Regions from separate parts of the Mus musculus genome. Here region 2 is linked to region 1. Evidence: chromatin contacts called from ENCODE Hi-C or POLR2A ChIA-PET data. All regions are on one chromosome and are shown on one strand. The core of a region is the stretch at or near the end of the contact, and the rest is flanking DNA. Distances in the headings are between cores, read along the strand shown.

Region 1 (5,240 bases), core at 1,986-4,485:
CAAGATTTCAGAATATTATTGTATGTCTTCTTATTTTATATTCTTTCTTCTGTGCTTCACTATCCTCTTGGCAAACACCAAGATCAAAAGCAAATAGCAACTCTGTATTGAGCATACCCTCAACTGTTTTATCAGCTATACAATCTCTGCTGTCACTGCATTATGTTCATGAGTATAGTATGCCATGTATCAACTATTGTGTGTTTAAAGTATTGTTTATTTTTGAGTTGGTCAAGAGCAAAGGTGGCCACATCACATTCAGCCTCTACAGTGAGAACTGACTGTAAATTGTTAACAGCTCTTTGTTGTGATGTGACCTAAAACTATAACATATCACATCATATACCATCAGTTATATGTCATAAATCTGATAAAGTCTGTATAATGAAAATCACAAGTGTTTGAGTATGTAAATATATGGTATTTAATTATGTGTGTTTGCATATGTGTGTATGTAAATTAAATACTTAGTGGCGAATAGATCTTTAGATATTGTCTTCTCTAATTGTTGAGCCAGGCACTGTGTGACTTCATCACAGTGAACAACATGTTATTGGCAGTAAAAGCTTCTGTCCTATATCTTTGTCCAGTGAAACTTCCACTTTAGTGATGTCATCTTTCATGCTATTTCCTGTAAACAGTAGAAAGAGCGAAAGCCCCTCACTGGAGCAGATGTCCTCAGCTTCTCTGTTCTCTTCTTCCCATTCCCTTCCTGCCCCTCCTCCCTCTCCCTCTCCCTCTCCCTCTCCCTCTCCCTCTCCCTCTCCCCCTTACCCCTCCCCCTCCTCCTCCCCCTCCCCCCTCAGTTATATCAAATTTGCTTCTCATCAAATTATAGACAAGATTCTATCACCTTTGCATTTTTTAGTTATAATGTATTCTGTTCTGTCCTAACTCCTTTGAGAACTGTTCCCAACTCATTTTAGATTTAGTAACATCTCCCTTCCTTTCAGTGGATAAATACATGAAGAAATTATTATTTTGCTCAGCAGGTTAAATGTTCCAATATTTCCCAAGAAACAAAGAATCATCATAAAATACATAGTACCACCATCCTCCCACTAGCTTCTATTTGCACAACAGTTGACAATGTATGACTTAGTTTCTCATAACCCACTTGATTTCATCATACCATGTATGGATAGTCAAAGGCAAGTACAATCACACAGTAGGCAGCTACTGATGGAGGGGTGAGAACACCGTCGAACTATTCTTAGAGCAGGCTACAACTGAACCTGGTGCTGGAATCAAGGTCTAATTGGCTTGTATTCCGGCTATGACATTAATATTGACATGTATTGGTACCTCAAAGGCAGCACAGCACAGGATCTCTATGTTCTTTTCCGTCTGAATTGCTACTTGGCTCATGTTCCTTTGATAGTACAAATTTCAACTAGCCCAGCTCTGTTGCCCCGAGAAGCTCTTTCTAAATTTCCAAGTACTACCAACTACTATAAATTTAGAATAGAAAAAATAAAACACACTTTCAATTCTTTGTTTAAAATCAAACGAATTTGACTTTTGTCTTTAGTCCCCTAAGTAGCTGATCTTTAAAGTCTTACCAAGTTCGCAAGAATGACTTTGCTTTGACTAATCTGTGCCTGTATTTGCGCGTGTACAAGAGTGCATTAGTATATTATGCGATTCTCCAAGGTAAAGGGTGTTTTGTCTTTAAGTGATTTTCTGTTCAATGCCTCACCACGTTGCTTGGATGTATGAACCTTCTTTAAACCTTTAGTCATCGGTGTGATTCTGGCGTAAATGGATCTGCCTCCTCAGCAGGTCGGTCGGAGGACTGAAGCCAGAAGACCCACTCTGCCTGGACTGTGATCTGGACACTTTTTCTTTCTATCTTGTTCCTATCTTGATATTTGGCATCACTCAGGAACTCTCAAGTCATCCTCAGCTATAAGCGAGGAGAATAGCTCCTCCACTTGTCTCCGGTGAGTGTGTGAAGTTTCTGGTAGGCTCAGGAATTCCGTCTTCCATAGTGGTTGGAGAGCATCCACCCACCCTCAGCAGAGAGGGGAGCCTGGAGCTCTAAGGTTTTGTTGTTTCCCTGTGTGTTCTGCTTCTACAGCGCTTTGCCGGGAGAGTCTGAGGAGCAGTGAGTTGCTACTTTTCTTGTTTTGTCAAAAAAACAAAGCGAAAAGACTTCTTTCCCGGAAAGAAAAGTTTCTAAACCTCCATGTTAATCACTCCACGGCGTAAAAGATCACTTTGAATCACTCGTTACAAATTGCACTATCCAGTTTTCCCTGTTAGAGCTGCCTGCACAGGGCTTGACCCTGGTGTCCCACACACCACAAAGCTATGCTTAATACATTTAAATCTCTCTCTCTCTCTCTCTCTCTCTCTCTCTGTGTGTGTGTGTGTGTGTGTGTGTGTGTTTGCCAAAACACCGCATTAAAAAAAAAAAAAAAAAGAACTGTCTACCTGTATATTGCTAGAATGTCATTTTAGAAAGTCTAAGACTGGAAACCCAGATTTTAAAAGCACTTCACTTTGTAATGAAAGTACAGCGCTGCCCTCATTCACTGCCGAGCGGCTAGAGAAACAATCACCCAGTGACTCACTGTTGCCTCTTAGTTATGTTGTTCTTTCCTAATGGCATAGGACATGACCTAATTCGCTTGCAGGGATCATACTTTTGACCTGGGGATCCTGGCATAATCAGGACCAGTTGGAAACACAGAGGCTCCTTCAGGAGCCCTTAGCTCGCTCCGGATCATAGTCCCAGATCTGGAGATAGAGCAAAGGACAACTCTGTCCCACTTACCGGTCTTCCACAGATAGAGGGTGGGCACCTCGGTGTCTCCCTGCGCCGCAGCCCCGCGGGCGCCAGAGCTCAGCAGGAGTAGCAAGAGCAGTGGCAACCGCAGCAGCTGCAGGACGCCCCGGCTCGGGGACGCCAGGCGCCCGGCTCGCAACCCCATGCTGTCCGCAGCCGCTCCAGCCTCCGGAGCCGCACCACTCTCGCAGGGGACGGTCTTTCCTTCTCCACCAGTAGAGAAAGCAAAGCTCTCCCTGCTTCTATTGTTCGCTCCAGATGAAAAGCAGCCAAAGAGCAACTAACACTAGGGAACAATAGCATCAGCGGCGGCCGTGGACGCCACCGCCGCCGCCGCTGGCTGGCGGGGATGCTGGCGGGGATGCTGCCGCCGCTGCCATGGCGCGCAGACTGGCAGGTCCTAGCGGCGAGGGACACAGCCGGCCGCAGGGGGCCCCAGCTGACAGAGCCGGCCCAGAGCTCTGAGAGGAGCAGCCCCCGCCGCCAGCTGTAGGGAAGGGAGGGGAGAAGAGAGAGCTGAGAAGAGCCAAGGGGACCCGAGGGGACCACCGGCGGGGGGCAGCGAGGGCACAGGGCCAGCACCCAGACCCCACGCGCCCGCCCCGAGAACTCCCCGGCACATGGTGCGCTGAAATATGTTCACAAGGATACACCAATAAAAGGCATCATCACGGGGCAGGCTTCAGGATGACGAATAACTGACATTGAAATTCATCGTCACCCAAGGAGTCAAATGCTGATCTAGTGGCGTGTTATTCTCCCTGCATATTTACACAAAGCATCAGCCTTGGTCATTTATTCTGAAGCCGCCGTGCCTTCTGAATTACTTTATGAGAAGAGCGGTACTTATGAACCTGATAGGGAACAGACCAGGGCTCACTATCAAAAGGAACTTGAGCACTTCCGTGTTTTTTGTTTTTTGTTTTTGTTATTTTTTTAACTTCAGCCCATCCTCAGTAACAATGTGACCGTGGTTAATATGTGTCAAAGTCAACACATTGTCTTGTAACTGCCTTTGAAAGCGACTTCGTACTTAAAAGTGTGCACGACGCTGTCTAATTGCATGAATAAGAATGTACAAACACTGCCAGTATATTCTGTTTTAATGATGAAGTGCATAAAAGTTCCATTCCTTTCTCTTCCATCACTATTGAAAACGCACTACTAAGGACCAGAGGTGGGGATAAAAATTAAGCCGCAAATGAGTCAGTAGCAGCAGTTGGCTTCCACCCAGTTAATAACTATTTCTACTTAAATTTCATTCCTGAGACAAATACTAATTCTTTTAAGTGCTTTTTCACAACCAAAACAAGAAACCACATGGCTTGTACCTTTTGTTCTCTATTTTATTAGATCAGGCCTAACAGAAGAATGTGTGCAGTCAGATAAAGCTTTGTCCCTTTTTTCCCCCACTCACAATAACAGTCTTTTATTATTAATTCATTTCCTTGTAACGCTTAAATAGTATCAAGGCAGTTAGCCAATTAAAACAAAGCAAAACAACAACAACACCAAAATTCCCCAGCAACCAAAAGCTAAGGATAACTATGGTCATTTGGTTGCCTGTCTTACACCAAATACAATACAATTTAAAAGGCAGAAAAACTTCTCTTAGTGACTTCACCCCCAAGGACCCAATAACCCATGAGTCTGAAATGAGAAAGCTACAGTTTCTTAGGGAGGAAAGCTTCCTTCCAGAAGGCTCCCTGGAGATGTGTGTCATTTTGCTGAGCTTTCCAGACATAACCCTTCTGCATGCATTAGATTAAAAGCAGGTTTGATCAAATAATTCCCAGGTCCTGCCTGTTTAAGTATTCTGACATCAGAGGAAATTAGCTGCATTCACGGTTGCAAATTTGGTCTTTGTTTACTTTTCACTCTGTTAGGCCTCTAAGAGGGAATTAAAAGCTCAGAGAGTCCTGGCCCTGGGCTTGTGATTAGAGGCGATAAGCCACTGTGGCTTACTGTTTCTACACTGGTGAAAAATAGGCAGTGATCAAAAGATTATAGGTTGATAGGGATACAAAGGCAGGCTGGTCCTAACTAATGTATACCCCCCTGAAGGAGCAAGTCCTTCAATATTCACACTGCCAAAGAAGAAAAAGACCTGCCATTGCCTCCTAGGTTCTGTCCTTCAGAAATGGCTCCTCCATGCAATACCACTCTGCATGGAAGCCTCTTCCTTTCCCTTCTATTTGTATTTCTCAGTTGTCGTTAGTGCTCATCCCTGAAGGTCTTCAACCGTGAATGGAATTGTAGATTCTGCGTTATTAATGCCCATTCATAGTGTTCTCCATAAGCCCCAAGTCAATTTACCAGGTGGAGGCTCCGTGTATAACAGAATACGGAGGGTGGAAGAAGGTAAATTCGTTAATTTGCAAGTTGACCACCTACCTCCCAAAAGCCATCAGATGTCACACTCCATATCTTAGTGTAAGTAATAATAATA
Region 2 (5,240 bases), core at 1,303-3,802, 320 kb after region 1:
TACTTACAACCTTTTAAAACAAGCTCCAACAGGGCCATACCTTCTAATCGTGCCACTCCTTGGGCAGAGCATATACACACCATCACATTCTGCTTCCTGGCCCCCATAGGCTTGTCCAAACATATGAATCTATGGGGGCCATACCTAAACATAGCATAATAAAACCATCACAGTGTATGAGCATGTAACTGAGGCACTATAGAAAAATAATATAGAAAGACAGGTGTAATTATGGAGGTGGGGGAAAAGACCCTTACTCTGGAGGCTAGTTGGAGTCTGTCTTCAGTTGAGAGTTAAGGATTCCAGCATAATTAACACTTACTGTGATGTTGCAGACATAGAAACAATACTCATTTTAAAACTGTAAAAATAACAACAAAAACAAAACACCCAATAGAAAGAGTGCATAAGACATCATGTATGTTCTCAGTCCTTGATATTTTAAGAAGCTTTCACAAACGTGTCTTTTTTTTTTTTTTTTTTTTTTTTTTTTTTTTTTGGTAAACTTTTATCTTAACTTTCTGCACCCCTAGGTCGCTTTACATTGTGAGTTGTAATCCTATTCAAGACTCCACAGGAGCTCTAATCCCATTTACGTTCCTTAATGAACCTTTAAAGATTACTGAAAACCCACCCCAAAATGTATGTGTGGCTACTATAAAGACAATGAAGTGTGATTCTCTCTTGAGGAGCCCACAGCCATGTTCTCAGATGAGATTTATACATTCTCTGAGTCCCTTTCATTTCTATTTAAGTCTATGCTTAAACTCTATGTTTAAATGCCTTTTAATACACATCAAGTGGGCTTCATATTGGATCTTATTGAAGGGAAGGAAGGCTGTTCTCACAGCAAGTTTTAGGGCAACTAGTGTGCAACCCAAGGAACCACATCTCAAAAGCAATCATTTTATCAAGTGCACTGCTGGTGTGACTTAATCAGGTATTTAGTTTATGTGTATTTAGTTTCCTTGCAGTGGTTTGAATAGGAACAGCCTCTGGACCCTGAGTGTGAAGGATTGGCCCAAAGGGAGTAGCACTATTAGGGAGGGTGTGGCTTAAATGGAGGAGGTGCTGACTAGGGAGAGGGCCTTGGGGTCTAAGGAGCTAATTCACTTCCCTGCTGTCTCTGATGTCGAACTCTAAGCTCCTCCAGTATCATGTCTGCCTGGTTGCTGCCATGTTTCCTGCCAGGAGCATAACGGGCTAAACCTCTGAAACTGTAAGCCAACCCCAAATAAATGTATTCTTTATAAGAGTTGCCATGGTCTACTTCGAAGCTATTGTTAACTCTATTGAAATCCTAAGAAACTGGTTACACACTGCACACAACTTTACTTTAGAATTCTCATTATAATTTAGGATGAATCTCACAGAGTGAAATTGCCGGACCTAAGGAGGTGAATGTTTTAAATAGTCTTAAAACATCCTGCTTATGTAGATGGAAAATACACAGCTCTCACCTCAAAAGGACAAAGAGTTTATTCTAAAGCCAATATGAGGAACCATGACCTGAAAACAAAGACTTGGGCTATTCCAAATACCAATGTCCCAATGTGATAACAATTTCATGAAACTTTTATATACATAGAAGATGGTCATAAATCAAAATACTTTCCAAATACATACAAGGCAGTTTAGAAGAGCGGGACAAAATTGGGAGCTCCTCGCCCAGTGCAGTTGCTTTTTTCCAGTAGAGAAGGAAAAAAAAAAAAAAAAAAAAGAAAAAGAAAAAAAAAAAAAAACACAATTAAGAGATGCTTACTTCCCAGTTATAACTCTGTTAATTTTCTAGGAATTTCACCAGAAACCCCATTTATAGGGAAGCTATTAAACTCCTTTAGCAACCGCATCTGTTCTTGCTTTCAATTTTATCTTATTATAATCCCATCCAGGAATCTTATGAGCCACTTAATACATCTTGATTATCAGGAAGACAGAAAAGAGGTCATAACAACCTTTGACTATAACACTGGCGAGCCACTAAAATGAGCCACTGTAGCCTCAACTCACTGTAAATTATGACTGGACAATGAGGTGCATGGATTGGGACACTCCTTTAACAACTCACTTGGTCATGAGCTTTGGGGTACAACTCTTATTGCATGCACTGAATAATGTGAATTTAAGTACAAAATCAAAACAAGATTAAACCAAGGCGGGGGCGGGGGTGCGTCTTCCCGGTGACATTAATTTCTAAATGAAAACTCAATAACAAAATTCTGGCCTGCAACTCTGCCAGAAATGTGCACCAACCGGCTCATTCTAACCCCAGGAAGGAAGTTTTGTGTCTGCAAATCTAGACTTGAGAACACGATCGCTCAAAATTGCGACGGTGCACATTCCTCCCCTTTACAAAAGGAATCAGCCTGGTGGAGGGGAAAAGGGAAAACCGATTATTCGTAAGCCAGGCGCAATTAGTACTATTTTGAAACTTTCCAGTCTAGAGAAGAGACAGGTGACAAAACCAGAAGCTTTCACCCTGGCAACTTCCCTTCAAACCGGTGACAGTGCGCATGCGTAGTGTCCATTCCAGGGCCTAGCCCCTCCTTCCTGGGGCGAACTGCGCAAGCGCACGCGCAGGCTCTCCCGGTACGGAGCTCAGCTGATGCAGTTGTTGTGCTACCCCTCCCCCGCAGCTCTCCCGGCTGCACTCTACCGGCGCTCGGCCCGGCCCCGGGACCGGGACGCTGTGACCCTGTCCTGCGGCCCGCACGCACCGGAGCATCCCGGGACCGCGCAGCACTCCGCGTGCGGGTGAGCGACCCGGGCCGTGGGGCCCACGTCCCCTGCCCGAGCGGTGAGGGAGGCCGCGGCGAGCCGGGTGCGGGGTTGTCACCGCGGGGGCCTTGGCTTCGCTCCCGGGGTGGCTCGGGCGGCGCCAGGGCCCTTGATCTGAGCGGCCGAGTAGCTCTGGGGCTTGACAGTTGTAGTTGCAAGGTGACTCGGATGTTGATTTCTTCCGGGGGTTTGTTTGCCTGTGATGCCCTTTGAAAAGCGCTCGTTTCCGTCTCCCTTGAGCCCCTCAGAACTAACCCCAGGTCTGCACACAAACAGGTGACACATCTCAGTTGCATGCGCTGCTGAATTTATCTTTTTCCCAGTTTCTAGAGCATCTGAGAACCGTGTTGAGTTCACAAGACCGCGGTATAAACATTGAGAGCCCGGGGAGGAGACGAAGGGGATCTACCACTCCCTTTAAAAACCTCAAGTAAGTTTCCAAAATGACAGGGGTTACACTTGTCAATAGCCTCAAGAAAAGCTAAGCAAGAAGGCTAGGATTCAAGTGACTGCTTAATCTGGTGTGTACCCAAACCCACCTTCAGCAGAATATGTCAAGGTTACTGTGGGTCTGAGTAAGGCAGCCAGCGGAGACCAGAACCACTTAGCTGTCCCTAGCCTTTTGCCATAAAGGCTCCCATTTGTGGGACACAGTTTTCACCCCTGTGATGACACCACGTGTTGTCTAGTGTCAGCTGATTCTAAACCACCCTGTGTACTCCAAAGCTTCCAAGGTCACAGTGTAAGGAGCCGGTACTGATTACAATTCACCCCTGTGCACCTGTGGCTGCCAAGTGTTGGCTTGGCTCTGACTCGCTGTCATTGAGCCACAGTAAGATACTGTGTGTGTGTAAGTCACAATCACTGATATTTCTGAGCTATGGTACACAGTGTGTACACAGAACTTCTGAAAGTATATTTATTCATTTTTTTTTACTCCTTTTCTATATGACTCAAGTTTTTAAATTTAATATTGCTGTCTACACAGTGAGTGAATTCAACAAGTAGCATTCAGATTTTGAAAAGCAGATATGAATTTCCTTCATCTGGGGTGACCTGAATCACTTAGTATCATTTTATTTTTTAATGAAAAATATTAAATTAAAAGTAGTATCTGTGATTGTGTAGTTCGTATTTTGAATCTGATAAGTGATGGATAACCGCAGGGAGAATGGAATTGTACCATTTAAAATTTTTGTTTGCTTTTTCTATTATTTTGTCTCTCAGAAAACCGGCATGTTGTATTATGTGGCTTTTCATGTTCTTTTCAGTCATGTACTTCTAGGGTTTTATTGACAACTAAAGGAGTATGAATTTAAGTGAGTGAAATGAGTCACTTTGAAGTTAGCTGGTGATATACATATCTGTTGTAACAGGCCAACAAGTTCACCTGCAGTGCCAACTGGTTTATAGTTAAAATATGTTTTTCTCTACAAAAAACTAAAACCATATTTCTGTTTTGAACATGCTAAGAAAGCCTAGCATCTCCATTGACACTGTAAACTTTTGCCAACTGTTACCATTTTAAACATTGTTCACATTACAAGTCTTACAGGATTTGGTTTCATAATGTTCTGTTAGAAAAGTACTTTCTGAATGCTACAAATGGTTTCCTTGTATCAGACATTACTTTGGTTGAACATAATTTTAATCCTACAAGTAATTTGCATTTGCCTAACCCTGTAAATATATCCCATAGGGTCTGAGACTCTTTTTTTCCACATGGAATTTACTGTCAGATTTTTCTTTTTCATTAGACATGGGAAAGTCTCTTTCTCACTTACCTTTGCATTCAAATAAAGAAGATGGCTATGATGGCGTTACATCGACAGACAATATGAGAAATGGATTGGTTAGCAGTGAAGTGCACAACGAAGACGGAAGAAATGGAGATGTCTCTCAGTTCCCATATGTGGAATTTACTGGAAGAGATAGTGTCACTTGTCCCACTTGCCAAGGAACAGGAAGAATTCCTAGGGGTACGTGTTGTAGCATTGGCTGTCCTCTTAAAGGATTCCAAACATTTGCTCAAACAATGTAAAATCTATAGTCTTAAGCACTTCTATTTTCAGAGATTCAAAGTTTACCAGTTTTGTTTAGTCAGAAACACAAAAGCAAACAATTAGTACCATTCCTAAAGCAGTAATAGAAGTGACTTAAGCACATATAACTTTTTTTTGTCTTGCTTGTCTGCTGTTATAGCTCCTATGCACCTATGCACCCCTGAGGATTTTAGTCATTTTTATGTCATTGGAAGCCATATCACAGTCATTTTGCCACAGTGGATGTTAGCAGCTAAGTTGTTCAGTAACTCATTATCTAAACAATAAGTTGCTTCCACCTCAATATTTCTAAAAGAAAATCTATAGTGTATGAAGAAAAGCAAGAGGGGAAAATGAGCCTGAGGTTTGCCATGGAGAAGACAGGAGGAAGAGTCCTATCCCTGCTATTTGTCGGGCGCT

The links. Hi-C counts contacts between places; a loop is a spot of excess contacts on that map. ChIA-PET counts read pairs that join two places held with the same protein, here RNA polymerase II (POLR2A).
Region 2: a map of heart shows a loop between it and region 1 (4-fold over the local background). The contact joins the promoter of Tmem106b here to the promoter of Thsd7a in region 1. A Hi-C loop is called at or near these places in 5 of 37 maps with a recorded cell type or tissue (heart and left cerebral cortex). POLR2A ChIA-PET finds 5 or more read pairs at or near these places in 1 of 5 experiments (Patski).

The regions. Positions count from the first base shown.
Region 1 is chr6:12,746,018-12,751,257 of GRCm38, forward strand. It overlaps Thsd7a (thrombospondin, type I, domain containing 7A), which reads right to left and starts at 3,236. Exons shown (of 28, transcript NM_001164805.1): 1 at 2,780-3,236. The coding sequence starts at 2,936.
Region 2 is chr6:13,067,207-13,072,446 of GRCm38, forward strand. It overlaps Tmem106b (transmembrane protein 106B), which reads left to right and starts at 2,553. Exons shown (of 9, transcript NM_027992.3): 1 at 2,553-2,754; 2 at 3,102-3,208; 3 at 4,536-4,757. The coding sequence starts at 4,538.